2 separate regions of the Mus musculus genome follow, and region 2 is linked to region 1. Evidence: chromatin loops called from intact Hi-C (ENCODE). Cell type or tissue: gastrocnemius. All regions are shown on one strand. Each heading gives the region's core, and the rest is flanking DNA. Links, peaks and the distances in the headings are about the cores only.

Region 1 (16,617 bases), core at 5,036-13,035:
GCACTTGCATTAGCGTACAACTAAGGCCCTGGAAGGAAAGCCTGTTGTCTCACCATACCATGGTATGTGCATCTGGATGACTTATTAAAATCTGAGACTGTAAACACGTTATAACATATAATGAAGGCATGTTTAAATTTTACTGCCTTCACATCACCTGGTAGCATAAAGCAGAGAACCACAGAAACAGAAAAACTGACAAAAACTAAAATGAACAAGGAGAAAAATCAGCTTTGTCCTATAGGTACACAATGGGGAGGCCACATTACTCACATACGTGTAAAAGCACGCGAGTGTGCAAACATATGCACACTCACTCACAGGGAAATTACTGATTTATTCAGGAAATTAGTCTTCCTCAGTTAACAGACCCAGATTACTCATGTTTGTCAGTGTGAGCTCAAACTACACTGAACTGTCTTAGTAACATTAACAGTTTTGAAAAGAACAAGCTAAGGCCATGGAATGTATTTTCTGTGTCGTAGTCTCAAGCTGTACTCACAGAGCATTTTCTTTTGATGACTCATCTTCTTGGTTTCTATGAGACTATTATAATTTTATCTTTTTCCTTCCAATCGAAATCACTACCAGCTTACAAACACAGACACAGACACAGACACAGACACACACACACACACACACACACACACACACAAAAGCAAGATGTATCAACTTGGTAGTTTCTCTTTCTGCCTGGGAAGGACCATGATTATAGTCCTATTTCCCTGGTGATCATACATGTTCGCTTCAAATTTTCTTCAGTGTTCAATATTTTATGTGTCTTCTCAAGAAACCTATTTAGTAGTTGGACAAATTCCAAATGGATGACAAAGTACAACTAATACCACTTTTATAAGCTCAGTTTCCCATGGAATTATCCAAATCACCTTACTTTCTTCAATGTTGTCAAAACTGGATTCTGAAAACATGTTATTATATTTAATGATAACACATAAGAAAAGTGTTTCATATCCAAATGAAAGCAAATATTTTATATCAGCATAGCTAGGCACTTTGGTTTGCAATAAAGCAGTAAGTACTAGCCCACATTCGATGACTCTTTTTTTTTTTTTTTTTTTTTTTTTTTTTTTTTTTGAGACAGGGTTTCTCTGCAGTCCTGGCTGTCCTGGAACTCACTCTGTAGACCAGGCTGGCCTCAAACTCAGAAATCTGCCCGCCTCCGCCTCCCAAGTGCTGGGACTAAAGGCGTGTGCCACCACGCCCGTTGATGACTCTTAATAGTCTTATGTTATCACATGAGCGATGCAGGTGATGGGCACACAGCTAGAACTACAGATTTATGTACACACATAAAATACTGGTTTGCAGGAGCATTTCTGCTCTGTTCAGAAATCTGCTGCATACACACACACACACATACACATACACACACATACACACACACAAACACATACACATTCTCTATTAAAGTAGGTGTGAATATCTAATATAACTAACTTTATGTATAGATCAAGGAAGACCAAAAATATCTTGCAGGTAGCTCTCAGTCAGGGGGAGCTGGTCTCTGAAGGACCTTCGGTTGTATATGAGTGGCTTAGGGAAGGCGGAACTGTCACACAGCAGGTAGGAGCCAAGGCTGAAGAATCTCCCCATGAAAGGAATGATATAGATTAAAATATCAGCAGAGGTCAGGAGGAATGACCCTGACCTAGAGAAAAATAACATACTTTTCCCTCAATATATATTGGCTCTAGGCTGGGCAGTGGTGGCACGCGCCTTTAATCCCAGCACTTGGGAAGCAGAGGCAGGCAGATTTCTGAGTTCAAGGACAGCCTGGTCTACAGAGTGAGTTCCAGGTCAGCCAGGGCTACACAGAGAAACCCTGTCTCAAACAAACAAACAAACTAACAAAAACAAAAAACAAAAACAAACAAAAAACAAAAACAAAAAGATAAAAACAAACAAAAAACAACCATAGTTGCTATAATTCCTCAGTTGCCCACATGGGAAACGAGAGCATCCATCACAGTGGTATGGCCCCATAAGACAAGTGAAGTTGCTCTCTACCCAAAGCTCTACTCTAATTTCCAAGGCCTCCCAAGAGTTTTCACCCCAGTGCAGAAAGCATAGCTAATTGGTTTGGATCAGCAGGACATCTCCACTGAAGGTTTCGTTTTGTGCTGAAGTTCTGAGTTCTATATCGCACACCTTGTGTGAGTGCCCAGGTTGGTGAATCACCTTCTTGGGAAAAGCAAGCGACTGTGTAAGATTGCACTGCCCATTTTGATAGTGGAGGAAACACTGTTATCAATAAGACTTCATATATCATCTCCCTATATTTTCTAAAATCAGAAGGATGAGCAAAAACATACAGCCCAGTTTCTAAATGAAATGGATTATGATCAATGGTCACCTCTCAATGTGCTTTTAAAACCTCCTGATAGAACTGGAATACATTCTCATGTATATAATGTGACCCCCTCCCATAGGTATTCCCAGATCTCCCCAACTAAAGAAGCCATTCACAATATAATATAATTTTATTACATAAAATTAACCCTGGAGAAATGTGGCTGACAGAATTCTGGTTTAAGTGTTTTCTGTTTTATTTAGGTGCAACCTCAGTTTGCCAGATGTTTGTCCTGCATAGATAGCCAATAGCATCTGTAGGTGGAGACTGAGAACCACTGAAACGTTATTATGGCATCAAAGTGTTTACTTCAGTAAAGCAAAGGCTTTACTGAAGAGACAGCCATCTTTAAAACATTTCAATCAAACCATCTGTAGAAGAATAACACCCTGATTTCTTCAAAACACCTTAGGCTTGCATTCTTTACCATAGGAAAGTGTGGCAAGCTTTTTGGAACTACGGCACCCTACTTGCCAAATTTAAAAAATCTATACAAATTTCTGTGCTGATTCAAATATTAGCAAATTTTTTAAAAGAAATTAATTTTCTTAGGAAAACTAGTTAATTGGTTTAGGGTTAGAATTAAAATTTTAAGTCAAGAGTGGTGACTAATACCTACAGTCTTAACACTGAATACAGAGGCAGGAGGATGATCATGAGTTTGAGGCCAGTCTGTGCTGAAGACTAAGATGTCTCAAAAACAACAACAAAAGAATGTTAAAATCTTAATGTACACAATTATTTATTGGTGTGCTAAATATCTTGTTTTTTTTTAAATTATGGTAACCATGTCTTCCAGAATAAACTGTATTTCCTACAGAAACCTGCCAATACTTCTAAAGATGGGATGTATCGGTTGTCTGCCATGCCTCTTCTCTGTGCTCACAGAGCTACCAGTTCTCGTGGGGATATTTATAAATGAGAAAATGGGCTTTCATCTCACCCATTTTTTTTTTAACAAAACAAAACCAAAACCACAATACTGAAACGGAGGAAGGAATTCCCAAAGGTCTAACACAATTTATGCATGTACTTACCTTCCTGTTGTCTGGGCATCCTCGTGAGCAAATCAGAACTACAGGAAAGTGAGCAAACACCTTCAGAACAGGGAAGAAAGGTAAACAGAAGCTGCAGATGTGTCCCGAAGAAAATACTCAATTCTCAGCAGAATTCTGTTGATTATCATATGTATACAGATGTCAGAAGATCTGAGATTGACATCAGTTTGCTGTGTGAACAATATCCTCAGGCAATTTCAACACACACTCTTGTCTAGGTTGGATGGTAATTCCAGTTTACTGTATGTGTGTCTTGATAAGGGTATTTCTCCTCAAACATTTCTACACCATCCTCTCTGAGTGTGCAAACCTGTAATTAAGCTGATGGCACCCTCTAGCTAGTCTGATGACCTAGGAGGCAGTTTTAGGACTTCCTGCTTTCCACTTGATATGAGTCACAATGTACAATTTCTGTGCTTACTATCATTTCTAGGATTCTATTTAATTTTCTGAATATAAGGATATGGCTAAGTTATAAGCAGAGAACTGCAAGTGCACGCCAGAGCATGCACCGCTGCCTCTGGTCCACTGAGTATTCTTTTAGATGCAGTGTCTTCTTTGAGCTCTCAGCAGGGGCCAGAAGTCAGGGGCCTGGTAACTTATTTATCTTTTGTTTTGCTTTAAAGTAAAGAAGTGGAAGGAAGGAGAATCAAACATGGAACTGTCAAATCTAGGATCCAATCAACTGGGAAGCGGGGTCACAGGCATTGGGACTTGGGTACTGAGTGTGGAACGGATTCAGTGAGGACTTCTCCATCTTGCCACATAGCACATCCTGAGGAGTGGGGTCCTTCTCTGTGCAGTTTGCTCTTCCCGGCTCTGGTTCCAGTCTGCAGTCACCTGACTCCATGTATCCCCTGATTTTGTTACCACCACAGAAAGAGAAATTATAGCCTTCAAGCCTCCACTTTCTTTCTCTTAGCTATAGCCCTCAAGTTCCAATCTGTCTGCCCATTTAACACAGTTTCTTTGTTGTTGGTGTTTTGTTTTTTGTTTGTGTGTGTGTGTGGGGGGGGGTTGACTCAGAGTGTCAGGGTGGTTATACTAAAAACAAACAAACAACACATAGCAAAAACTACTGTAGCGTTGTGTGTACATTTTATACACAGAGAATTGTAAAGAGTCTTGAATTTTTGATGGGAGGAAAAAAGAAAGAAAAGAAAAACACCCTGGTGGGAACACAAAACAGCACAGAGAACACATAATCGTGACCCTCATAACTGAGATTGCCATGTGTCGTATTAAACGCCACCATTTACCTAGATGTCTTGCTTGATAGAGACAGTGAGATGCCTTACAGATTTTACACAAACACGTCATTCAAAGCCTTGCTGATCTATTTTCTTGTGTATGATGTTTGGTTGGGTCCTTCAAAGGGCTTCAAGGGTTACTTTTATATTTACAAAGACTGAAGATGAAAGCTGTTATTTGAATGCAGCTTTGCATTCGGTGGTACCAAGATGCTTATTAGAAGTGCCCTGATGAGACTGTGGAGTGGCACCTGTGTATCACTCTCCTCTAGTGTGTACTTAGGTGTTCTGGCTGCCTAAGAAGCAGCTTAGCTTTAATGAAAGGATAGTAAACAACATAAATTATAAAAGACATCTGCTAAGGAGATCAAGAAAGGGGAGGAGGAAAAATGTAGGTAATAAAAAGAGAAAGGGGGTGAGAGAGAGAAGAGAGGAGAAAGGAGAAAGAGAGAGGAGAGAGAGGGAGGAGAAAGAGAGGAGAGAGAAGGAGGAGAGAAAGAGGAAAGAGAGAGAGGAGAGAGAGAGAGAGAGAGAGAGAGAGAGAGAGAGAGAGAGAGAGAGAGAGAGAGAGAGAGAAATGCTGGAGTGTGTGTACATGGAGACACTGGGCAGAGAGGAAAGTCTGACAGGCAGAGAACAAAGTGTTTCCAGGGATCTCAAAGAAATGGTGAACCTTAATCACACCCTAATTTTAGGGTATAGCGAACCAACCTCTTTAAGTTCCTCAGGGACATGCACGTACGTAGCTGTGGTTCCTACTGGATTGCCATTGAACATGTAGATGGAGCTGCCTTCATTCTCCTTCATGGGATTTTTTTTTTCCTTGACTCCAGAGCCTATGCAAAACAACAAAAAGACCCTCTCTTGAACTCAGGCAAACTATCCAAAGCTCTTTCTTACCTTTCACAGGGATGGCTTCCTCTCCAACAGCCCATAAGGACTGCTCACTTGGACCCTCCTACACTTTGCTAGCTTATGATTAATTTTAGCAGCCCAGAAGTTGCCAACTTTCATAAACACACCTTTTCAATTACAAGAGTCCTTGTTAAAGGTAAGCTAATAATTTTAGCTACCTCCAGACTATGATTTAACTATGAATATTCCTTTTCCACAGAAAACTAACCTTGTGTATTTCCATCCAAAAAAGCATCTAAAATATTTTTAAATGCTTCAATTATCAATGAAATTTACTTGTACTCTAAAATATCTTAAATATATAGTTTAGCGTTTTATTATCTCATTTCTTTGAAGAGTCAACCTTACTAGTGGCATCGTGCTATTTTATACAGTTCTCACAGCCTGTGATCATTGTTGAAATGTTGAGTTCTCAGGGAAGAAATATTGTGATTCAGTAATGTGATTTGAATGTAAAAGTGTTTCCTATCAATATTGAATTAGAGAAGTCTAGCAAACTAGGAAAAAAAAAGGAAAAAGAAATAAATAATGCCTCACTCCCCCCAAAACATTGTTTCTTGTTGCTGATTATTGATTTTTCTTAGGTTGATTATTGTGTATTTTTTCTTTAAATGTATTTCTCTTATTTTTATTCCCAAAGACTGTGGCTATGGCTGTTTTTCTTCAACGCTATCTTTTTTAAACCTCATAGCCTGTCCTTTTCCTGGATAGTCTGCTTTCAGTGTCTTTTGGATCTGAGCTCTGGGAGGTCTCTGAGGATCCAGCTCAAGAGAGAGAATGACCCTGTTGGCAAGCAGTATGACTCAGGGTATAAACCACTTGACTTGTCCTCCTGGCAGAGGCTCCCCTGGCGTGGGGAGAAGCTGAAGAGGCCTGTTTTCTAGTTGAAAGTTTCCCATCATGCCAGTCTCCTTCAGCCTGTGTCACTAAGGATTCCATTACAGTTAGTAGAGCAGTGGTCAAGGTCGGATAGAGAAAATCAACAGGGCTGAGTAAGCATGGTGTGTATACTTTAAAAAATTTTAAAGCCGAGTCTTGCACTTCAAGATACAGAATGTTGAGATATTATGAGAAGAACACACACCCATAGCTACTGCAGTAGCCCCAGTGCAGAGCCCTGGACTGCTTTATGCCAGTGAACAAGCAAGAGACATAGACCCTCTTAGCATAGTGTGCGCTAAAGTTTGTAAGGCAATAAATATCTCACATCCTTTCCCCTCAGCACATACATCTGCATTTAGAGAGGGAGGTTTCCTCCAGATATTGATCTCCAAAGGTGAGCTGCAACTTGTAGAATTCTTCATGTTCTAGGCAGGAGGACTGAGATGACATCAAAGGCAGATTGCGACGTGGTTTAATTGAGAATAAAAGTTATGCTTCCAGCCAAGCTGGTGTTTGTTTTCCACAAGTGTACTGATGTTTTCAGTCCCCTTTAGGTGGGGGTCACTTTAACACCAAATATGAAGTATGAATTTTGATGACTAATATTAGCAATATCTTTAAGATGCTAATGTCCTTCCCTGTTGATCATAATAGCTAGCCCTAAAATGTGTGTGTGTGTGAATAGAGTTTAGATAAAATAGTTATGCGATTACCTAATAGCCTCATTATCCTTCATGATACTTCTTTTTGAATTCTCAAGTGTTTTGTAATGCCTCTCAGCCTCCCTCCCCTCCCCCTCCCCTCCCTCTTTCCCTCTTTCTTTCTTACCCTGACATTTCCAGAAGCTAAAGAAATTTAAGAATTGCAGGATCTTGTAAAAGGTACAGGAAAGTACAAACTGTGTTTATTTGTTTTTAAATTTGTTATATAATTTAAAAAAAAAGATTCCCAGTGCAATTTCTTGGTCTATTACCCCTGACAGCTACGATTAATTATATTTTAACCTGTTAAGGGCTCACTTTCTCAAGTATATTAAACTAAGTTTTCTGCAAACACTGAACTCATCTGAGTAGTGGGGATGGGTGTCCAGGCAGACAGGAAGAAAAGCACACTCTTTCTCAGTAGACAGCCTTTCTTTGTCTCCCAGCCCTGGCCTTTGCACCTACACATTGCCTGGCATGACGGGGAGGCCAAGCAGATGGCCTTCGCTGTGGAAGCCAGGGCTCTGGGCCCACGAGATGAAACCTGCATGCTTGGGAAGGCTGAGACAGTCGCCAAGGTTTCATGTGTAATAAAGTACTCGCTGCCTCTCCAGTAATGATATCCTGGGGGCTGCTGTGAGGAGGTTCTTTTCACTAGAAACATACTCGTAGGAATTTAATACTATCTTGCTAAACCCTTTGATTGAATAAGGTTTTAATTTTTTAAAAAAAGAATTCTTCTTACTTTGTAGACTCCAAGATGTGAGCAAGTATGAATTCTTACTCTAGGATCAACATCTCTACTAAGCTCGGGATTCTTTTGCCTTCTTAATCACGCGCTTCAACAAATAAAATATCTTACCGTTGCCTGTCTTTTTTCTTTTTTTTTTTTCCCCCTTTTACAGCCTGCCTGAAATACTCTTCGGTTAAATAATATTTGTTAGGCTTTGATGCAATCAAGTGAAATTTGAGTCTTCGGAGCGATTCAGCCTCGCCTCGTGGAGACCGCACATGTGTGTCAGCTTTGAGTTTTTCTCACCAGTGTTTTACACATGAAATCTATTTTTCCTTGAGAAAATGGAATCTTTGTGTCTTTGTCTGGAAGGCTCGCTGTGCTCAGGCGTGTTCCGGCAGGAGCTGTGACTGCCAAGGCCCTGGGGGAGGGGCCTGGCAGTCATTTGTCAGCTGTCCTGCATCTGTAATTTCTGGCCACTCAGCACTATCAGAGTCTTAGAAACGGGGCCCGAAGGGTGGGGGAAAGAGCTTGTCATTGATGAAAGACAAACCCCAAATAACTGCCTGATGTTGATGACCAAAGGGAAGAGAGAGTATGAAAAACTTTTATTGTGTCCTTTAATGAAAAGGATTTTCATTTGAAATAGCTAATTTATGAAATTGCACATGGTAACATTTCCAGATCTCAGTCTAGAAAGGCCGTGTCCATATTGTGTTACCAATTTCACTGCTTTTACCTTGGCAAGCGCTCCTGAAAGTATTTTAATTTTCTGCCATTGACTTCTGGTTATTTCTGCTCTTGTGCCCTTGTAACAAAACTGACAGCACAATTAAACATCTGCATTTTAAAACTGGGTTTCTCCCCTGACTATTTTGCTTTGCTTCTAAAATTTCCAGATGTTTTGGGTTCTTTATGATTTTAATGTATGCAAATACATTTGCTTATACTTTAGAGAAAATGGAGAGGGAAGAGAGGGAGGGGAGGGAGAAGAGAGAGACAAAGACAGAGACACAGGGAGACTGAGAGAAACAGAGACAAGACAGAGTATATACTAACTTGGATTGAGCAGAAGAAAAGCTTAGTAATAATACATCAAGCAGCAAATCAATATTTTCCCCGTTTGTAGATTTACATTAGAATACATTGTGGTCCTTAGCACTTTACTATTTTATTTGAATTTTGCAACTCAGTTTTGTGACTAGAATTCGGGATTCACACCTCGGTGTCCTCATAACTGGGTAGAGGCATGCTACTCTCTGTCTTTTCATTTCAGGGAGAGATAAGTTGAGGGGTAGGAGAAGAAACAATGTATTTCAAATGAGCATATGGCTTTGTGGAACTTAAGGGGATTGTCAGTATCTTGCCGGAAGTGTTTGAACGTGAGGTATAAGAGTGTCCCTAACATTTTAAGGAAGTCCATTTCCCATAATTAATAACAGGAAACTGGTAAACAGATTCTTGTGTACAAGTGAATCCAAACGGTAACATAAACGAAAGCAAGGAAAGACCCAAACGCACCTCGTTCATTTACTCCCAAGGATTATGTTGTGGTATCCAAGTGGTTCAGGCCAGAAAGACTTAGGAGATGTGTGTTGCCATAATCCTTGGGAGTAAATGAGTACTCATTTTCCATTCCTGACTGTCTAGGACATGTGCTAGGGAGAGTGCAGCCATTTCTTCCATAGTCTAAGGTCTGCAAGGGATCTCAGACAACTGACATAGTTAGTAGAAAAATGGCAAGTAATTATGAAGGAAGACAATGTATTATAAAAATATTATTTTAATATGTTTAGGCCCATTTCTACTGTATCCTATGGGAGATGGTAAGACCTAGTAAGGGAATTTGTGTACATTTAAGGTGTTTGGAGAAGTCGATGAGTAGATTTGTGAGTCTCAAACTAAATGCATCATTAATTAGACAGATAACAGGGCAGGGCGATTGACCCACTTCTGCACAGAGCTCTGGGCTAAGCTCTCTGAGAACTGACAGGTCTTTATCTTCTAATTGTATCAAAAAATGGGGACTGTCTGATCCCAGCGCTGACCTTGAAAGCAGCAAACTGAAGTGATATATTGTGTCCCTGGGTTTTGGGGTTTTGTTTTCTTTCTTTCTTTTTTTTTTTTTCTTTTTTTTTTTCAGAAATGTTGAATTCGATCTCAAAGTTTGAAGTTTCAAAAGCAGAATTAGCTGCTTTATTTATATTGAATTTTTAGAGTGAATCATTTCCTCTCTGAAGGGGAACAAAGGCCTGTAAGAGAAAGGCGATTGCCCTGCAAAGGTTAAACATAAGACACAGCCCAACTAAAAGTGCATCCTTACTTCTGTAAGATGGGGAGAAAAAGAAGGAAAGCTAACCAAGGTGAGGGTCAGTTTCATTTATTAGGTCCATGCAGTGTAAGTGAGAATGCATGCTACCCATGCTATCAGAGCAGACACAGCTCCACGGTACCAGGGAGCTGCAGACATCAGACCAGGCCTTAGTTCCAGAAAGACGAGGCTAAACAATGCTCTGCATGGCAGGGCTTCTGGGATGCACAGACTCATAGATGACCCTGGACTTGTAAACCTTGCCATCTTAGCCAACCCGTCAGCACCTATAGAGTTAAAGCAGAGAAGTTGCACTAAACATTAAATAGGCCTAAATATTAGTGTGTTTGTGTGTGCACACACATGCTTGTGCACAGGCATGCACACGTGCTCGCGTGTGTACGTGCATATGGATAAAAAGAAGTGGATATGTCTCAATTTATCTATCTAGCATGTACATTATCTGTGTGAATTTTAAGCAATGAAGTGAGTATGTAAAAACACTTAAATTGGAAAAATAAGAATGCAATTTTGTCAAGTTGGATAAAATAAAGATATGGTTTTGCTAAACCAAAGATAAGATAATTTTCTAGGCTGTTAAATCTTAGAAAGCCTAGAGGTAAGAAATATATGCAAAAATTAAAGTGAAATATTTAAGGCATATTTTGTTAAGGATAAGATGGACAATGTACAGGGTTGATTATTAGCAAAATTTCAACAGTGTAGTATTCTCTCAGATCTCCATAGAGACAGATGCATGCTAGTTATACGTTGATATTTTAGAAATCATAAAATATGTTCCTTTGTATTTAAAGTAAAGATCCTCACTGGAAGCTTTTTAAGGATAAAGTACAAGGTTTATTACTTAGTTTTAAACTATTATTTAGTTTAAATACTAAATATAATTTTACATGAAAGCAAATGAGGGCTGTAGTTATAGATATGTAATCAAGTGAGTGCTGTATGTGGGTTTGAACACTCTGAGATTGGGGAAGGAGAGGGAGGGAAGGAGAGAGGGAGAGAGGAGAAGAAGGAGGAGGAAGAAGATGAAGAGGAGGAAGAAGAAATTAAAATTATTTATTTTTTACAGGATCATTCACTCTGTCGTATGCTCATGCTGTAATATTTAAAGATGTTCATTTGTGAAAATCCTTTGTCCTAAGAAGTATGTAGTTGCTGTGAGTTAGTGTTCAGTAGAGTGATCAAAGCCACCAAGACCTGGTTAGGCTGATTTCTCAGGTTGTGTAGAACTGTTGATGGCTGTGACAACGGTTCTTCCTTGCGCTGACGCCAGTAGAACATAATGGTTAAGACCCTCAAAGAGGCTAACAGGGGAAATTTAGTATATTTTAAAAAGAGAACCACAAAAGGCCTTGTGCATAATTGTCACACCAAATCATCTTCTTGGTCTAGGAAAGTACTAAGACTGTAGTGGTGGCTCTGTGTATCATCCACACACGAGGGGACCGAGACAAGGAAGAGCATCACACTTGGAAGCAAGCTTAGTCTCCAGGTAAGTTCTAGGGCAGCCTGAGCTACAGATGGAGAATCCATCGCAGAACACAAAACAACAAAATTTGCTTTACTTCTTAAAAATGACATGTAGAAGAAAACAATATTATAGTGTATGAACTATAATATTGTGTATTCCCCCGGAGTTGGACAAATGTCTATATCAAAAGGGGCTGTTAGCGTAGGTCAGTGGAGGGCTGACTGACTCGAGTATACACGACCCTTGACTGAAGAGCTAAGATTTATAAAGCAAAGTCTTTATTTAGGTCTACGGAAATGATCTCAGCTCAGTTTCAAACAATATGGACACCAGTTTCACTCTCCTGTTTGTTCATCCCTTCAGTGAGTGACAGATGGTTTCTCTGTCTTCTCTTCTATTTTTCTCCTGCTTCTCATTTATTTTTCAGTAACCTGTTTCAAAAACACCGAGAATCTGCTTCCTGGGTCTTGAGTCTGCTATTTGTTTATGTACAAATTTTCTTTTGTCCATACTTAAAAGAGATAAAAATGCTTGCATATAGAAGGAAGCTAGCAAGAATTAGCCTTAGCAACAATGTAACACAACTGGTTCAGAACGAATTTGTAGTAGGAGCCAGAAGGCTTCTGTAGTTTGAAAAGTATCAACTGGGCCTTGGGCTAGCCTCATGAACAGAATACACGGAAGAGGAGTGAAGTAGCTAGTGCTTTGGTGTATTTCTTTCACATAATTCAGAAGTTTGGACATTCCCTTCCTGTTCCTTCTGAAGATTGCTTATCATCAAGCAAACATCTAAGACTGTCTCACAGTACCCCAAACAGGGATGTTCTTTCAAATTCTGGAGATCCTTTTGTCTTGCGTTTTTGTGTATTTAAGTGACCACATCCCTACACATTTCCTGTCTTTGTCATTTTTTTCTAAACACTGTAACCTGTAATATACACTGGGCCCACAGGAAGAAATTATGTTATTTTGTTAATAATGTGCTAGCAGCAGACATTATTAAGACAGAGGAGCAATTTTTAACATCTTTTCAATCATAAACAAATGATGGTTGTAATGGCCCTGCACTGAACTAACAATTAAAATTTTACAGGCAGTATAATTATAGGTCAGGAATGGACATATATAATGTAATTAAATATCAGAATAACACTCATTTTTCCCATGATAAATAACAGAATCTACTCAAGATATATTAAAAAGAATTGTCTGCCTCATAACAAGAGCCAGTAAGGTTTCATTGCTGCCAGAGAATTTCTTCCTTCAGCTGCCCCTTTCCCACCATTTACAAATAGAATCAAATCCACTTGGCTAGACATGGAAAATTGTGTTTATAAATTCTAATTTTAGAAAGCAAAAATACAGCATTTGTCTTAGTGGCTTAACAAGTATTCATAACAACCCCACCTATAGTACATTTTTAAAAAACTAATTGAGCCCTGTTTGTTTTTGACAAAAGTCTATAGCATTTCAGAAGGCAATTTTAAGTAGAAGTTGTGTTATTATTATTATTATTATTACTATTATTATTTAAATCTAAGTAAGAAACATAAATGTTGCTTGAAAAGAGTCCCAATATTAATGAACTCTGGATTCTCAGAATAGTCTGTAGAAAAACCAAGCACACGTGATTCATCTCAAATTTTGCTTGCTGCCTGATAAATGATTTGTTGAAAACTTATTCTCACATGAGACACATGCTTTCCTTCGCAGAAAATGAGAGAATGCGCGGGCAGCTCTTGAATTGAATGGGTGCTACACCATTTGGCGTGGGCTGCAGCTGCTCCAGAGAGTTTTCAGTTCTGCTTTTCAGGGTGATGGGACATGCTTACGCCCACCTACAGATGAGCAGGCAAAACACCTCTGCCTGGGTCTAGAGATTCTTAATTCCCTCCCTAAGTACCAATCACTCTTAAAAACAGGCGGTGTGCCTATATATATGGCAAGTCTGATGACTTCACTGGATTTTCACATTTCCTAGGGGAGGAACAGTCATCTTTAGTCCTTTATATCAAAGAAGAACAGGGGTATTGGAGGACAAAATTCTGCCTCCACCCTCTGGTTATCATACCAACTCCTATAGTTCTAGACTAAAAGTTATTTCGCTAAAATGCTCAAAGCAATACCATTGAAATTAAATTTACTTTTTCCTTTAGTCATATTTTCTTTTATCATTCATCATGAAGTAATATGTTTTAAAAGAAAATTTTTCCTAACACTGTGGATTATAGTAGTAATTAGCAGTACACTGTATTTACCAAAATACTTTCTTTATTTTCATGTCATGTTGTTAATTTCCCATCTGTAATCTAAGAAGTATTCGTCTATGGCTTGATGTTCTGTGGAAAAAAATATCTTTTATGCTTGTTATAGGCTTAGTAAATTTAAATGTTCAAAATATTTGCAGTTGTAAGAGATAGAATATTTTAATTAGATTGGAACCTGCTGGACCCTGAGCCTGAAGAATGTTACCACATTCTATTGTCCTCTTCCCTGTACCCACTGGGATCATCAGAAAAAAAGAAATGCAACTCTTCTATAATCTTTTCAAAATTATATAAAATTTGCAACAGTGCTTAAGCATCCGGGAATTTCATAAATATTATCTCCAAAGAGACAGAATCGAGCACCAATAGCTCTGACAGAACAAGTGATTACAAACTACACTTCAGCAAGTGTGTGCGCGTGCGCTGTAGTGCCTCTGCAGCAAGAAAAAGCTCGGGTTTCCCTTCCCTCCAACAAGGGAAGGAACATTGAAGAGAAACAGTATTTTCATTGGAACAAAATGGACACACCTGGTAAGGGATGGCCGTGTTCGCAGAAAATGCTCCACTTGCTCTTGGTTCTCCTTGCTGAGGGTGGTCTGTACAACTCATGAGACTTCTTTCTCTATTCTAGGCAGTCCTTCCCTTTTCCACTAAACACAAATAACCTCAGGCAGAAGAAAAGAAGAACTCCCTACTCCCTGCACTCTTCTGCCTCCCACACTTACTTCCTCTGATCAGTGAGTCAAACCATACTAAGGACAGAATTTGTGAAAAAACAAAAACAAACAAACAAACAAACACCCTAAAGGGAATAAAGAAACACCCAATACATCATTACTAGAGAAGAGAAGTGTCTAAAATTATCTTTGAACACATACAAGCATACAAGATGCTCACTTCTTTTGATTTAAGAATAAGCCATTGGTAAACATTATTAAATAATCAATTATTTAGCTTCCCATGACTAATGGAAAAGATGGAGTACTTTTCGTTTGCTTTGCTTTACTTTGCTTTGTATTGGGGAGGGGCTTTGTTAGATTGAACTTCGCTGATTGTTTAGAAAGCATGTTTCATGTCCAACTCTCTGTTATTCTAGTTCTTTCTTGGCAGAGCAAATGAAGGATGTAAATGGTGCACAGCACATTGAGTTTCCAGAGGAGGAGGTTACAAAAAAGAATGAAGTGAATATCGAACTCAGGAGGCAGAGAGTCACCCTGAGTCAGAGGTGAGCCTCCTAGAGTATGTGAAATGAACATTGTGTGTGTGTGTGGGGGGGGGGGGGATGACGCACATGTATGTGAGAGGAAAGACTTTAGTATCAGTATCTGGTTTTCCTGACTAAAACTAAGCAGCTGTAAAATGTGCTAGCATGCTAAACACCTAGGTGCCTAACAATGACTAAACTTGTATTCAGGAATAATAAGAAAAGAATAAGCAGGAACTCTGTTGTTCTGATATGAATTCTCTAGTCCAATATGGTCATTTTAATGAAATCTTTTGGCAAATTTATTAATGTGTTCAAGAAATGCATGGCTGGTTAAAGAGGCATTTTGGGAGAAAAAAAAAAAACATGTCCTTGGATAATGTATCAGAATAAGCAAATATGTCAATAACTAGAACTAGCAATAAACTTATATTTTAACATTTAACAACTTGTTTAGTGTATCTCTGGGTACCCTTTTTGTGACTATGCAAATTTGAAATACACATATCTTAAACCCAAGTAACATGGGCAACATGGCTCACAGAGACTTAGCATAGCCCTGTACAGAATGTTAGCTGTAGATGCTCAAAATGTCTTGCTGTACATGGGTTTTCAGTACACAAAATCCAAAGCATAGCTGAAAATCATGCTGCCCATTTCCTTCAAACAAATTAGAAGTTCTTTATGAAACCAGTCCTTTAACATCCATTTTGTCCAAAATCTGCTCAAAATACTTTATACATTAACTCAAATCTCTTCTTGGATCTGTAGAATAAAAACACAGGGAAAATGTGAAATTTGGTGGCCAGAACAGTAGCTTTGAAGCTCTGGGACCTGGCATGACTCGTGACACAAAGCATGTCACCCAGGCCTCTCTGAGAGCTGGCTTAATCCTGACATTGAGCTCCCTGGAGAATAAGTTGGAGAATAATTATCCTATGAATGTCATACAATGGAACCTTCTCATAAGGACACTTTTTAAATCAACATCAAGTTGAACCTTAGTACAGTCTTGGGGAAAAATAAAACCTTGGTGCCAATTTAACTATTTCCAAGCTCCAGCTACGTCTTGACATCTACACTGCCGTGCACACCCTGGGGAAGCACACTGTTCTAAAGGGTGTTCTCTTCACCCTTACACAATCCTTCCAGACCTGTTCTACAACAACAGTCATGATGTCTTGTTGGCATAAAAGAGAAATCACACAGACCACTGTTCAAACATTTTAACAGCTTTAAAATAAAACCTCAAATCTTACCCATGGCTATAAGTACCCTACATGACCCGCCCATTCACTTCTTCATTGTGCCTCTTACCACCCCCTTCCTAGTCACTCTGTTTTGACTACAATGACCTCTTTGTTCTTCCCTGTTCACCATAATGACGTTTGTATTTCAGGCCATTTATACTCCTGTATTTCTGGTCTTGAAAT
Region 2 (16,617 bases), core at 3,968-11,967, 600 kb after region 1:
GCAGAGAAGCACCTGAAAAAATGTTCAACATCCTTAATCATCAGGGAAATGCAAATCAAAACAACCCTGAGATTCCACCTCACACCAGTCAGAATGTCTAAGATCAAAAATTCAGGTGACAGCAGATGCTGGCGAGGATGTGGAGAAAGAGGAACACTCCTCCATTGTTGGTGGGATTGCAGGCTTGTACAACCACTCTGGAAATCCGTCTGGCGGTTCCTCAGAAAATTGGACATAGTACTACCGGAGGATCCAGCAATACCTCTCCTGGGCATATATCCAGAAGATGCCCCAACTGGTAAGAAGGACACATGCTCCACTATGTTCATAGCAGCCTTATTTATAATAGCCAGAAGCTGGAAAGAACCCAGATGCCCCTCAACAGAGGAATGGATACAGAAAATGTGGTACATCTACACAATGGAGTACTACTCAGCTATTAAAAAGAATGAATTTATGAAATTCCTAGCCAAATGGATGGACCTGGAGGGCATCATCCTGAATGAGGTAACACATTCACAAAGGAACTCACACAATATGTACTCACTGATAAGTGGATATTAGCCCAAAACCTAGGATACCCAAGATATAAGATACAATTTCCTAAACACATGAAACTCAAGAAAAATGAAGACTGAAGTGTGGACACTATGCCCCTCCTTAGAAGTGGGAACAAAACACCCTTGGAAGGAGTTACAGAGACAAAGTTTGGAGCTGAGATGAAAGGATGGACCATGTAGAGACTGCCTTATCCAGGGATCCACCCCATAATCAGCATCCAAACGCTGACACCATTGCATACACTAGCAAGATTTTATCGAAAGGACCCAGATGTAGCTGTCTCTTGTGAGACTATGCCGGGGCCTAGCAAACACAGAAGTGGATGCCCACAGTCAGCTAATGGATGGATTACAGGGCTCCCAATGGAGGAGCTAGAGAAAGTACCCAAGGAGCTAAAGGGATCTGCAACCCTGTAGGTGGATCAACATTATGAACTAACCAGTACCCCGGAGCTCTTGACTCTAGCTGCATATGTATCAAAAGATGGCCTAGTCGGCCATCACTGGAAAGAGAGGCCCATTGGACACACAAACTTTATATGCCCCAGAACAGGGGAACGCCAGGGCCAAAAAGGGGGAGTGGGTGGGTAGGGGAGTGGGGGTGGGTGGGTATGGGGGACTTTTGGTATAGCATTGGAAATGTAAATGAGCTAAATACCTAATAAAAAATGGAAAGAAAAAAAAAAGAAATGTAACGAATACTACAAATCTTGTGGTATAAAAAAGGATGATCAATTATGACCAAATGGTATGAATTCTAGGAATTCAAGATGAGTTCAATATATGAAAATCAAGAAGTGATGCCAAGTGCAGCGTGGCTCAAAGCTATAAGCCTGGTCCTGAGAAGGCTGAAGCAGGAGGATCATTGCTGCGAGACCAGTGTGGGCTAGATAGAAGCTCCCATCAAAAACCTCCACCAATGTAATATAGGAACAAACTAGAAAGCTGTGTGTGTGTGTGTGTGTGTTTTCCTCCCCAACAAACAGAAAAGCATTTAGGAAAAATCTTTTTGCTATTGTTACTTTTTCAAAGCTACTGCTCATTTCAAATTAAGAAGTCGATGAAGGAATATTCTGGTTTTTCTTTGTTTGTTTGTTTAATAGGAACAAAAATCTTCATTCACCTGGACACATAGTTAGATATCTCAATGATCTAATTAAATATGGATACAGAAATACTCAGGTTAGAATCACAAAGAATAAAAAGCATTAGGGAATAATCTCTGTTTTCTGCAATGAACATAGAATATTGCTCTGGCTATGACATTATGAGTAGAAATAAGACTAAAACCTGAGCAGCAAATGTAAGGATTATATATATTCTAATATAGTGGAGGGCAAAACAAAATATATTGTAGTTTTTGTAAGAATTTAAATAGACACTTGACAATGTATGTGTTTTCTCATACAAAAATAAATGAGAGACTAAAATAATAATGGTCAACTGAAAGTAAAATCAGACTTATTTACCAATGCCAACATGATAAGAATCATATTAGGAAAGATAACATAGAAAACCTTCACACCCTTACCCTGAGAATAAATACTTCTTCCCATGTAGGATAGTAGAAATTGGACCCTATTGAAGAGAGAGCATATTTGTAAGGATACCAGTGATTATCCTATAGTCCCATTTTACCCAGCCTATTTCCTACAGAAATCAGATGTCTTATCTGAAAGATATTAAGTTAAATGACTTAAAGATGAACTCTAGATTTATTCCAACCCAACCAAATAGTAGCTCCAATTACAGCTGCTGGGCAACCATGTTCATCACTGCTATACCATATATTTAAAGCTTGAGGTATTTGTAGAACCAATATTTGGACAAGACTCCAAAGCAGTTCTCACTTACATGGAATGACACTAGAACTACAGCTTTCCCACTAGGCTGTGCTATTCTACCCTCCTTTGCCATTAGCAAATATTTTAGGAATCTAAACCACCTGAAAACCTGCAGAATATTACCATAACTTTTTGTAAAACTACATTTGATTGATTGAGCAAAATGAACAAGAAGTGCTAGTATGCTATAATCCATAGTAAGCTATACAAATTATACATACTGACTTGGAAAACCTTAATATGCTACTGTTCCAATAGAAATATGTGAGTTGGGAAATCAAGAGGCCACAGTCATTGGGAAGATCCAGTCATGTACCCTAAGCTCTAAGTTAAAGTCCTGGTCTTCAGTGAAATGTGCCTTCCATGGCATGTACCAAGTCTCAGAATGAACTACACAGTGTTTCTTCTCAAAAGGTGGCAGGTGATCCACTTGGACACACTGGTGATTATGGCTCCTTTCTCAAAAGGTTAGTGCAAAAGAAACGGAAATTTTAGACAGCTGAACTACAAATCATTACAACTAAAATCAACCACAGCCTCATGGGTAAGAATAGGAACCTTGATCTTTTGGTGTGACATGGGCTTTGGGAATGGCTCCAGAGCTCCTCTGAGGTGCAGTCACTGAGCTGGCCCCGTGCTGCAGTTCATCTCATTCTGAGATTGTTTCTCATTGTTGTCTACTGTTCACTATAAGTGTTCCCTAGACTCGGCAGCTGAGCTGAGCTACATGGGTCTTCACAACTTAGTTGATGGTGTGGTTCAGGTCCTCTTTTCTGACATTTTGAACCCCAGGTCCTAACACCTTTCCTTAGCACAAGGTGGCTGCACATGCTCATCAGGGTTAGGCTGGTGCAAAGATAACCACAGGGCTCGTGCTTTTGAAATTTGGCATTTGGTATCAGAATACATTTGTAATAAATGGTTTGTTGCGTCATTTTAATGCACCTCTTGCTTTATGATTTTCTGTTAGTGACTCACTGCTTGTTTATATTTCTTTTATGCTACGTATATGATGTTAGACAAAAGGCAAAATTGAGTGATTTTTTTTAATTTAGGTTCAAAATGGGCAATAAATCACCAGAGACAAAGCAAATAAACAATGCATTCAGTATAGCATCTTCTAGTGACAAGAAAATGTGGTTGCTGGTAGTTCAAGAAGTTTGGAAGAAAGATGAGAGCTAGTGCCCGCCCAGCCATCAGAAGTTAACAATGACAATAGAAAGCAGTCATTGAGGGGCTGGAGAGATGGCTCAGCAGTTAAGAGCACTGACTGCTCTTTCAGAGGTCCTGAGTTCAATTCCCAGCAACCACATGGTGGGTCATAAACATTTGTAATGGGATCTGATGTCCCCTTCTGGTGTGTCTAAAGACAGCAACATAAATAAAATAAATATATAAAATAAAATAAATTTTGAGAGAGAGAGAAAACAATCATTGAAGCCAATCTTATCATCACATGAAAAGTTGCCAAATAACTCAATGTGGACGACAGCAGTTGTTTTCTGTTGTATCTGAGGCAACCTAGAAGGTGTAAAAGCTTCACAGGTGGGTGCTGCAGAAAATGGCAAAACATGTCAATTTGAAAGTCATTCTGTTATACATTCTGTTATCCACAACAACTGAACTGTGATATGTGGTTAAAAGTGTGTTGTATGTGGCAACCAGTGATGGCCAGCTCAGTGACTGCACCTCAGAGGAGCAGGTTAACCTGCCTCTCCTCAGCCTCTCCTTTAAAGGCATAATGGGGGACTTGCATCCGAGACATGAATATGACTTTCAGCAATATAATGGAAAGCTTTGGTTTGTTGGAATTACCACCCAGTTGCCCCTTAGATATCACTTGAGGAGAGAATCTGTGTAAAAGAGAATGGCTATGAAAATTCTAATCTCTGGCTGCTGTAGCATAAGCATCCACCACTGGAGGGAGCCACCTTCTCCCTGCTTCTCCTGGATGGACTGGGTACAGTGGGTGTTGAGGTGGGAGCATTACTGGAATAGCAGGACTCTTCTAATAGGTTTGTATTTCCTTCTGGATCTCCCTGTATCTAAAGAAGAAATTCCAGAGCCTTGCTGTGTCGAAGGCTCCTGCTACCCTGCATCCCTTCTTTCCCTTCTTTCCACAGCACACGGAGTGTGGTTGACCTTTCACAATGCTTGGTATCGTTTAGGGATGAATGACAAAGAGAGAGCATGAAAATAGCAAGAACTTATCAAGGGAGGATGCAGACAGAAAGTCTGGGAATAGAATTTAGATCACTGACTCAAAAGAAACTCTGCAGACACTTCATAAAGGTACCCTGCGGTCACAGAAATGAACAGAGTGAAGTTACTAAGGCCACTGATCCTCTTGAACACGAATCTTCAGAACACCCATGGTTGACGTCCCTCTTGTTGGTAACATTCTCAGTTCTGGCTATGTTAAAGTTAAGGCTGTTACTGTGTGGTTGGAAATAACCCAAGTCAGATAAAGCCAGAAACAGTAGCTCCCTGGACTCGGAGCTTCGTTTGGGTTAATGATGAGAAGCCCTCTGTCTCTAAGCAGGTTAGAGCATTATTTCAAATGCACAGAGATTGAAACCTGCCACCTAAGAGAAACACAAAAGAAGCATGCCTTAGGAACATGCTTCTCTTGACTTCTCGTCTGTGTTTTGAGCTAGCTAAATTCTTAGACTGATTTTTGGTGACCTGACCCTAGATTTGAAGGATTGTATCCCAGAATCCCTCTTTGCTTTTATCACTATTGGAGTCAATGACTTTCTGTCTTCCCCTTGGTTTTGCTATGTAGACTATACATTTGGGGCTTTATTGTGCCCCAGGTATTTCTGTAGATTCTCTACTATTGTCCCAAGAAACCCAATAATCATACTCGCTCATACTTACAGAAACCATTTCATGTGGCATCAAAAAAAAATCATTGCAGGAAAAATATGTATATTTTTAATCTATCATTTAGAAGCCATAGGATTCACATTCCCTTTTCAGATTAGGAAAGAATGAAATGCATGAGTATGCAGTAAACCCTCCAAATCACCAAAGACTCAAGAGTGGTCACTATGAAGCCGTTAAGAGCTTACACCACCTCAGTTAGATACCAAGACTGAGTGAGATTTCCAGGACTGAAGTTCGGGTGGTAGGTTTGGGTCATAATCTATTACTTTTTAGTAAGTACTCAAAAGAACTTTAAAACATAAAATAAAAAAAAGAATACTCAAGAGTAGATTTCTTTTTCTCACACTAACCCATCCTCTTTTCCCAATAAGAAAGCCATGCCTGTCTAAAGGTTCCACAAGCTGGAGCTAGGGATTCCCACAAACCCCTCTCTAACACGTCTGTGCAAAGGCCCAGAGCTGGCAATGGAGGTTGGAAGAGCTTTCAGTCCTAGTTCACTGTAGGAGGTAAACATTACAGGAGCATGTGAGGCTAGGACAGAGAACCAAAGAAAAGAAACAGCAGGTTTAAAAGAACATGCAAGAGGAGGACCGGGAAAATATTACAGGACAATAAATTACAGCCCACAGCCCTATCCAGATGTCGGTTCACGGTACTGCAGTAGCCACAGCATGGGGAGGTTAGAGAACCACATTTACCATGTGTGCACTGCTCTGTATTTAATGTTTAAGCTCTTTAATTCTTTGTGTCTATGAAAAGCCTCAGTCAGAAAATCCAGATGGACTATATTAATCAGAGCACATAATTTTAGTGGTAGACATGCTTATTCCCAAAGCCTGGATATATTCCTAGAGCTTTGCAGAGCCTCGTTGTCTTGAGGGAAAAAAAATACGCTTGGCTCGGCAGCATTTGTTAATTTATGTAAGAAGGAAAATGAATCACATATAAACATATGGAAATATCCAAATGCCAGGTTTTCAGTTTTTTTGTTTTTTTAGGTTAGCTCCCTGAGTCCTCATTTTCTTTCTAGCCTGGGATTGGTGGTATCGGTTTTTTAACATTAAACAGACTCCTTGTTTGGAGTGTGTGTGTGTGTGTGTGTGTTTCAGACCAAGCAAATTTCGTGTTTTCTTTGGACAGAAAACTAACAAAGGATGGGAAGTCCTTACTTTAAGACATTACAGTTAAGGGTCATGAACATTCAAGCAGGAGTTACTGCCATCCAGAGGCAGAAAGCCACGAACAGCCATATCCTATCCTAGCTCCATCGTGGAGGAAGGAAGACAAGCAAAATGTGTAGGTTGCAGCAGTTTTGGTCGTTAAATCATCCAAAAAGAAATTGGAAAATGCCAAAACTTGAATGTCACTGGGTCTCTGGTTCTCCTGTTGTCAGAAATGACAGAGTCTCTAGTCCAGCACTCTCCAGAACTGGTCACGGTTTAAAAAAAAAAAAAAAAAAAAGGAGCAGTCTGATGTCAGGCTGGCCATCTGTGCCAACTGTCCTGAGTACTGGAGTCTGTAACACATTCAAAGTGAGCTTCGCACGTGTCTTTGCACATATAGTTTTCTTATATTAAAGCTTTGATGACTGTTGCTGAGGTTAGCTGTTCTAGCAGTTGATACAGGCAGCCCATAGCCCTTCAATATAAGTCATATGCTGTATTTGCTGCCTAGTGACTGTCTAATTGGAAGTAAAGACATCCATGGTCTTTCAGACAAGAGCTTCCAAGCATGTGTGCATGAATTTTTTTTTCTTTTTTGTGGCATTAACAAGCGAAGTCCTGAAAGCTTTGGCATACCTGAGCATTGGGCAGTCATTCTAAAGGAACTAGCTCAGCGCCATGCAGGTTTGGGTGCCGTGGAAAAATAGGTCCATCTAGGTAAGAGACCACTGCACAGCAGCACTAACCACTAGGAAAGTTTCTGCAGCATCACAAAGACAGATTCTGGAAAAATATAAATATGTGTGTGATATATTTTACATGACTCACATATAAATATAGTAGTCACATATACATACACACATAAGTGGTGGTTACACATTGGTAGAAATTCCAACTTAAAAACTACATCAACTTCAATTTTTAACAACAGGCACAAGTAATTATACTTGCCACTTGCAGGTATTTTATACACTCCTGATGGATATAACTGCTTTGGAATAGGTTTTAAAACTTGGAAACACACGCATACACCATTTCTCAATGGGCAAAGCATACTTCAATTTTCTAACTGAATCCTACCCACATGAGTGCAAACATTTTGAGTCAAATAAAATGATTTAAAAATTGCAGAATAATATAGTGTTAATCATCTTCACTCTGCTTGAAGTATTTCAATGCTATTCTATCATATTTTGGGGAAGCCACTCTCAAGCATTTTAAAGGAGAGATAGAGAAGGTTCTCCCAATTTTTAATAGACTTACAAAATACGGACATGAAAGTACGAAGCCTATACTTCTCTAGCCTCCCCTACCCCCGCCCCCCTCTGTCTTAACACTGGGCTGCCCTTCTGCAGGGAACTTTCCACCAGATATCTTGCATGTTCAGGGTTACCAGTGCCCTCTGCTGGCTTTCTGCTTGAAATGAGAGAATGGAGGGAAAGACAGAGATAGACAGACAGACAGGCAGACAGATGAGAGAGACAGAAAAAGATGGACAGAGAGACAGACAGAGAGACAGAAACAGACAGAGTCAGAGACAAAACAAACAGACAGGAGGCCCTTCTGGTCCTGGAAACTGGCACTAAAGAACTAAACAAGAATGGAAGACTTACCTTCACTAATCTTATTTTCTTGTTTCGTTGTCATCTTAAACTTCTGCCAGAGATCCATTGTGGAACCGTTTGTTCCAAGGGGTTCTCACTCACTGCTAATTCAGCATCAGGAAAAGAATATTAGGCTGGGATGAAGGGGCAAATGAATGCAGATTTGGGGACATAGTCACTCATTTTACAGATGCATAAACCACTTACAAGAGGCCCAGGCAGAAGTCGGTTCTCCATCCACCCTAACCTGTTAATGGGTTCGGCAAGGAAGAGCGGCAGTAAGTGCAAGGGTGAGAGGCTGCGATGGAGACTGGCAGTCCTTGCTCACTGTGGGCATTGTTTGGAAGTTTAGCACACAGGTGTGTTGCAAATCCTGTCACTTAGCTCTTTTCCTGCTGTCAGTGTCACTTTTCACTGGGCTCCTGTCCACTTGCCCTGACTCTCGTTTGTCTCCTTTGAAGAAACTCTCCAAAGAGCAGTCAGGGTGATTCTTCTTTTTCATAATGGATTTACTTTTATTTTATGTACGCTGGTATTTTACCTGCATGTATGTCTATGTGGGGGTATTGGATCCCCTGGACCTAGAGTTGTAGACAGTTGTAAACTACCATGTGGGTGCTGAGAATTGAACCTGGTTCCTCTGGAGGGGCAGTCAGTTAAATGCTCTTAACCACAAAGTCATCTCTCCAGCACCAGGTGATTTCTTCTCGAGTTGCATTCAGATTAAACCTCACCCCAAGCCGAGTAGTCTCCCAACATGTTTAGAATACAACCCAGTCTGATTTGCTCCGAAATTCCTCAGAACCAACATTAGTGACCAGTACAAACTAGGTATCTGGTAATTTATTTTAATAAAGAATGAACAGATGAAAGTCATATAAGACTATACTAAGATATTATCACGCAATCTAAAAATAAAAAATAAAGCAGATACTGAACTTGAAGTAGTGATTATCACTGGTTGCTGGCCAATAAGTCTAGGCTAGCTTTCTGGATCTCATTTGTCACATAGACTGAATAATGGCTGTGGGCTTTAATGGTTAGTGATTTGAGGCCTCGAGGTCTACCACCTAAACACACATACACACACACACACACACACACACACACACACACACACACGCACACCAATGTGTGTGCATGCAAGTGTGTGCGCACGCACACACACTCCTCAGATATGTGTCTATCTTATCCTAAGTTATTTTCTAGTGAAACTGCACAAGTCAAGCAAGATTGCTAAGTAATACTGACATGGAGCTTTTGATATGTAACAGTACTGTGCTAAGCATTGACACGTTTTGAGAATTGAATGTATGACCAGCAACTAACACTCCATACAACCTTACTTAATTTGAAGATGAGAGGAAGAAAACAAAGCCACCTAGCCAGTAAGTGACACATTGTGATTCACACATCTACCATCTGATTTCATCACCCAGAACTACCCTGTAGAGTCCTCACGAATACCAGGTGTTCCCTGGCTTTACCTAACTAGTTTCTACCCTAAACTAGGGATGAAAAAATTGTCCCTTAGTCACAAAGGAGACAGTAATAAGTGACCTGCCCCAGCCCCAGCCTTCTGCCAGGCCTTTAGTGTCTGGTAGAAAGAAAGCAAAGGAAGGAGATTGTGTTTGTACAAACAAAAGTGCATCTTACAAAACAGAAAATTAGCAGCGGAAATATCAATTGCTGAGAGGGAGGGGGTTGAAAGGTTGTCTCACCTGAGGTAAAACACGACTTGGCTGCTGAACTAATGACGACATCAATGACAAGAAACACAGACGTGTTCAGAGAGAAAAGCCACCCAGCACTCCAGTGGTCGCTGTGAAACACTAGCCACGCAGAGAACAGAGAGGTAAGGCACTTTACCTTTTGGTTTTAGATTCCAATTTATTATTCTTCTTGGAGCAAAGAAAAAACAAAGATCGATTTTCCTAAAAATCTACACTAGGTAAATGATTTAAATATAATATAGGCTCAGAAAACGAAGACGAATTGTAAAGGATGACAGGATGACTATCAGCCACGGAAAGTGTCTGAGCCCCCTTGTTATCTTCCATACCATAAGATCAGCTCTGAGGAATAGAATATCTATCTAAGGGTAGACATGCCCCATTAGCACAACCCATCCCTCGCTCCAGAGCCTGCATCTCGTTCACACTCGCTTCTAAACTTACTCCAAGGTGTTTTCTTTGGGTACAATCACCTGACAGAATTACTTCCTAATACCACTCCTTAGCATTATTTCCTGGTGTGAGAAGGTTTATCAATGGCAGTCAACACAACTAGGTCTAAAGTAGAAAGCAGACGAGTGGGTTTCCTTTCCCCCACAGAACTGCTGGCTCACAATTTTAAAACAAATTTAGAACTTTAAAGTCACATTATTTCCCTGTCTTTATTAAAGAACATGTGTGTGTAGGTATAAAGAGCACTTCATGCTGCATGTGTTTTGTGTTGTAAATTTTCTTTCTTATGTGTATGTGTGAAGGGAACATATACACATCCACCGAGCCTTCAACTCATCCACCTTTGTCTTCTGAGCTGTTATCACTCCCGAACGGTTAAAACTAAAAACATAAGGTGACAATTATTGTCGATACACTTTTTTAATGGTTTTTCAAGACAGGAGTTCTCTGTGTAGCCCTGTCTATCTTGAAACTCTGCAGACCAGGCTGTCCTGAAACTCACAGAGATATGTGTGTGTAGCTTTACCTGCCTCTGCCACCCAGCTTGTCAATACACTTCTTAGGGTAGAATTTGAATCACATCCCTAGCAGACATGACTTTTCAACTGCACAAGAATAATTAAAGAATAAGAAAACATCCATTTGAGAAGGAGTCAGAGGAACACAGAAAAAGTTTGAGAGAGATTAATGGGGCAACAACATAAATGCAGTACTCACGTATGAAATTCTCTATCCATGGGTCATGTATAGAATACTCTACCCAAAAAGGGTTAGATAGATATTATTTGTGAGCTCATATAGCATATCACCAAGACATATTACATTCGTAAGACTTAAACACACAGAGAGAGAGAGAGAGAGAGAGAAATAGATAGATAGATACATACATACATACATACATACATACATACATACATAATCATTTTAAAAATACATATTTTCATATTATCCTGCAACTAAACTAGAAATTAAGAACAGAGAGCAAGGGGGGAAAACCCAATATTTGTAGAGTAAAAGTCATAATTTAAATGTATGGCACAAGAAACATTAAAGGTCATCTTAAACTAAAGGAAAATACAACTTAATCAAATGTGTTATAAGCAGTAAAAACTGTGTGGTGAGAAATGTAAAATAATTGCAAAACTGATTGTGGTTGTATCATACACTCCAGCAACCATATTCGGAGGTATCTACTCAACTTCTTAAAAGTTCAAGTTTATACAAATATTCACATACAAATTATATTTCATTTTATTATTTTTAAAAATCAATATATAAAAATCAATGTTATTGTTACGATAATCCAAATTGGCTTCCTAATAGGCCTTACATAAGTAATGAGACACATTACACTCATGAAATAAAATATTCTGTATTATTAAGCTGCCAGTAAGCTATCTATAATCCAAATAAATATAATATGTATTTATCTATTTGAATAAATAAAGTAACAATATAAGATAGTCATAAATATATAATATATAAATGACATCTCTATTAAATTACTCTACAGGGAGAATCTCAGAGTTTGGTGACATTTTATAGTTTGATTTTAAAATATACACAAGATAAATAAGGACAATAGCAATAGTACTTGTGTTGGGAAATTTAGCTCTTTCAGTTGTAAAATTTTATCATAAAATTAGAACAATTAAGGTCTGGTAGTAATGGCACATGGATGCTCAAATAAACCAACAGCAGAGAAAGGCTAGGCATGAGTATGCATGTGTGTAAATGGTCAACAATAGCTTGGCTCTGCAAACCTCTGAAAAGGAAATGCAGTCACAACAGGCTCCAGGACAACCAGTTCTGCATTCATAGGTGGGTCTCAGGTCCCCAGGAACTCGGAGAGCAATCCTAAAGATGCTAAAACACCAGGTTTGAAAGGCAGAACATAAGCTTAAAAGCTGTGGAGAGATGTCTTTGTGATCCTAGAGTGAAATAGGGAATTTCTTCAACAGAAGGATGACAATCCATACAGAATACGATTAATCTTTCTAGCCGGGTGTGGAGGCACACACCTTTAATCCAGCACTCGGGAGGCAGAGGCAGGTGGATCTCTGAGTTCGAGGACAGCCTGGTCTACAAAGTGAGTTCCAGGACAGCCGGGGCTACACACAGAGAAACCCTGTCTCAAAAAAGAAAAAAAAAAGAAAAAAAAAGAAAAGAAAAGAAAGATTAATCTTTCTATATTCAAAGGAAATCTCTATTCACCAAAAGATATAGGACTCAGATTGAAGAAATAAGCAAAAATCTCAGAGAAGATATTTTCAACATATAGAATATAAAAACAGTTCATGTGTGGTTAAATACATAATGGACCCCCCAGGCTCGCATGTTAAGCTTCGTGGTCCCCTCATGGTGGCAGGGTTTTGTAAGGTGGAGGATTTGGGAGGTGGGCATACCTGCGAGAAATTGTTGGCTGAGGATACACTTTGAAGGCTGTAACTCCTTGCTGACCCCACCCTCTGTCTCTGCTTCCTTCACCATGAGGTAAAGAACTTCCTTTGTTACAAGCTCCCACCGTCATGATGCTCTGCTCAGGCATATAAGTCAAGCAAACATGGGCCAGCCCCCAGTAAGGAACTAGCACCATTAGTATTTAAGGTGGATAATTTTATAAAACAGCAAGAAAAGGGCAAACACAAGGCATTAACGGGAAAATGATTAAAGTGTCTGTGGACAGCTTACAGAAGACAGATCGCTTGAATCGTTAACCCTGGAATCGCGGGGTTGTTACTGAAGAAAACACCAAGGAATCACTGCCCAGTCATTTACAACAATGAGCTTTCTATGGAGAGTGATAGGAGCCGGAGACACCAGACAACAACAGAAGCAATCCTCCTGTGACAACACAAAGTCCAAGAGCTAAGCAAACCCGTGTCCTTAACCTGTGGATGCAGATCCTTACATGCCAGCGCATCGTTTTGTGGCTCCGTAGATCACTGTTTTCCTTTGAGCATAATACAGAATGAACATATGGATTCCAGCCCTCTGTCTATAGTTATATCGAACGAGTTAATCTGTCTGAGCCTCTGTGATTTAAAGTGAAAATAATTACAATAATGCCTAGCAGAGTTACAGTGTGAATTTGTGATTTACAGTTAGCCGAGGAAAACGCACGCGGTAATGTGAAATGCAGAAACCACTCAATACACAGAAACTATTATTACCTGGGTGCGGCATATCAATACCCTGGAGAATCGTCCCTAGAAGCTAATTATCCTGAAACTATGACTGTATTTGTTGTGCAGATGGCATTTTCTCAAGAGGATGCATCCGAGATGCTGAAAGCCCGGAGTCAAGCCCGGAGTCCACGAGCTCCTTGTCACTCGTGCTTGCACGGAGGACATGCAGCACGTGTATTCAGTCAAGTGACGTTTCATACTTTTGCACACCCAGCAAAATTATCAGAGAGATGCTACTTCTTTGTTAATTGGAGGGGGATTCCTCTCTAGTAGAGAACTAATTCTAGGCTAGTATTTAAGTGAAGTGGGTAGGTAAATAAGCTGTTTTACTAGCCTTTCTGAACAGAGGGATACCTTTCCTCTTCTCCTAAAAACTGCCTGGTTGCTCTTGGACCCACTTATGCTTTGCAACAATCGGCAGCCTGGACATTGTTATTGCACTGTGTTGCCTACAGGTAAAAAAGAAAAAGAAAAGAACGCTAAATACCTACTACAATAAACACGTGAACACAGGATATTCTTTTTGACTTTTTAGCCAATCGAGAAAAGTCCTTCACGGAAAACTACCAAACTCATTTATTTACCACTTTTGTCCCAAATTTGACTAATACATAGAAGAAGAGGAAATCGTTTTGTTTGTTTGTTTGTTTGTTTGTTTGTTTGTTTGTTTTAATTATTAGCATGACATATACCCTAATTGCCATTTCCCTTTGGTCTATTTACTTACAAACAAATATATAAAACTGATGAAGGAGAGCCATTAGAGAAAGCGCTCTCTAGAAATAGAACACTGTTGGGCTGGATTCCAAAGGCAAAAGCAGACACACCCTCATTCAAGTATCGAATCAGACGCCTGCTCACCTCATCCCTTCCACGCCAGGGAAAGCGATAAACAAAAATCCTCAAAGGGCCTTATATTTTGAGTAGAAAATGCCCAGTTTCAAGCTTTCGCCCGTGTTTTCTTCTTTTACCTTCACTTTCCCCAAATTTTGCTCTTTTGAGACAAAAAGAGACTTTCCTGGGCTTAAACTGGATATTCTGGTTAAGTGATTGAGAGAACAGTATAGCCCGTACAGCAGCAGCAGCAGCACAGCTTCTAAAGCACAGAACAGGTTACAATACAACCTAGTGGCCAAACTAGGAACAGCAGCACCTCAGAGAGCCCCTCACAGCCCCAGCCCTCACAGCCTCAGCCCTCACAGACCCTGTCCTCACAGACCCTGTCCTCACAGACCCTGCCCTCACAGACCCTGCCCTCACAGACCCTGTCCTCACAGACTCTGCCCTCACAGACCCTGCCCTCACAAACCCTGAGCCCTCACAGACCCTGCCCTCACAGACCCTGCCCTCACAGACCCTGCCCTCACAGACCCAGCCCTCACAGACCCTGCCCTCACAAACCCTGAGCCCTCACAGACCCTGCCCTCACAGACCCTGCCCTCACAAACCCCCAGCCCTCACATACCCTGCCCTCACAGACCCAGCCCTCACAGACCCTGCCCTCACAGACCCAGCCCTCACAGACCCTGCCCTCACAGACCCAGCCCTCACAGACCCTGCCCTCACAAACCCCCAGCCCTCACAGACCCTGCCCTCACAGACCCAGTCTCACAGACCCAGCCCTCACAGACCCTGCCCTCACAGACCCAGCCCTCACAGACCCAGTCCTCACAGAGCCAGCCCTCACAGACCCTGCCCTCACAGACCCATGGAGGTGGGGCTGAGCCACAAACTCCTCCCACCAGACTTCCCTTGTCCTCAGCCAGTCTCTTTGTTTTCAGGCCTAGCTGAGTTCCTTTTAGTCTAACAAAGGCCCTAGGGTAAAGGGCAAAAGTACAGCCCTCAGAGGCACATTTTAAAAAGTGACAGCAAGAACTGTTATACTGACAAGAGGGAGACTATTAATAAAGCAAATACATTAGGAGACATAATAGAGATTCAAGCTGGAAGCAGGGCACCAAGTCCTGAGAAAGCCTATAGGAACGTATGAATAGGGTAAGAGGGCACCAACTGAAGGGGTGCCTGCCACATTAACTGTGCCCCTAGGGGAGAGGCAGGAAAACTTCAAGACATTAAAAGAAGAGATTCAGCGAGAGACTCAAGAAGTGAAGTTGAGTCAAGTGGAGCAAAGTACATAATACATATTAGCCTTACAAGAATGAATGGAAAATATGTCAGTCCTAGAACAAGCTGTCTTCTGGTTTTTCTGTAAAGGGAATGGTTCGTTTGACCCAGGTAAAGAAACAGACATTATCCATACATACATGTTACTGCTCACACTGTTCCTCGGGCCCGCTGGAAAATGCTCCAAGAACTCAGAGGATTAGAATTCAGAATGTCTTCTTTACATTGAGAAGATCATCCAAGCCGTGTGATTTCACGTAAGAGCCCATATTCTATAGCTCTGGTTAAGGGCTTGGGAGAGAGGATGAAAGGTCTAGAAGACTATGATACCAGCACAAAACAAACAATAAAATTTTAAGTTGGTTAAGTAGAGAAAAAAGAAAGAGACAAATAATATAATGTTGAAGGCTACAATTCACAGTGAAGAATAAAGACACTCAATATCTACACACCCCAAATTCTTACATATAAAAGAAATTGAATAATATAGTAATTATAAGGAATTTTAAATGCATAGCTCAGTGTAAGACAGTTTTAATGCTGTATATGTTGGTAAATGAGGAACATGGTGCGAAGCCATACTCAAAACTTTTCTCGTTGCTGTTCCCACAAGAAGCAACCTAAGGGAGAAAGGATTTACTTGTGACTTCCAGACTGACAGGATAAGTTCATCATGTCGGGGAATGCTTCCCTTACCAAACATTCCTCCCTGTAGAAGCTATTTAATCTCAGGTCCACCCTAAGTAGTGAGTATGGTATTTTATGCATCCATTTTCTGCCATGACAGGCACATGAGGCAGCTTGGAACACTGGTCCATGGTCAGGAAGCAAAGAGTGGACAGGAAGTGCCGTTAAACGACATGGCCTCAAACCTTGTCCACAGTGTCCTACCTCCTCCAGGAGACACCCACTCCTAAAAGTTCTACAACCTGGTACAACCTCCTCCATGATGACACCAGCATCTGGGAACCAAGTGGGTAACATATGAGCTAACCCAGGGATAGTGGAATTGTAACCAGAAAGCACCAACTGCCCAGTCATTTACCACAATACACTTTG

Evidence for each region. Hi-C counts contacts between places; a loop is a spot of excess contacts. Peaks named below come from ENCODE experiments on the same cell type or tissue, not always from the same donor. Only the 100,000 strongest peaks of a DNase experiment are listed, where the experiment ranks them.
Region 2: it touches region 1 in a loop (2.1-fold over the local background); 2 of 42 quality-filtered maps call a loop at or near these places.

What each region holds. Positions count from the first base shown.
Region 1 is chr1:137,919,813-137,936,429 of GRCm38, reverse strand. Gm4258 (a long non-coding RNA gene) reads right to left here. Exons shown (of 3, transcript XR_003948014.1): 2 at 3,409-16,617. Among named protein-coding and RNA genes, the nearest start is that of Gm4258, 30 kb to the right of the region's middle. In gastrocnemius, for the core only: no CTCF peak of the experiment used is centred there; DNase peaks (open chromatin) are centred at 6,426, 7,689 and 8,342; H3K4me3 peaks cover 1,021 bases; H3K27ac peaks cover 1,389 bases.
Region 2 is chr1:137,322,046-137,338,662 of GRCm38, reverse strand. No RefSeq gene overlaps it. Among named protein-coding and RNA genes, the nearest start is that of Gm34244, 23 kb to the left of the region's middle. In gastrocnemius, for the core only: CTCF peaks have their summits at 4,328 (motif pointing right), 6,522 (motif pointing left) and 7,869 (motif pointing left); DNase peaks (open chromatin) are centred at 5,788, 6,545, 6,775, 7,844 and 1 more place.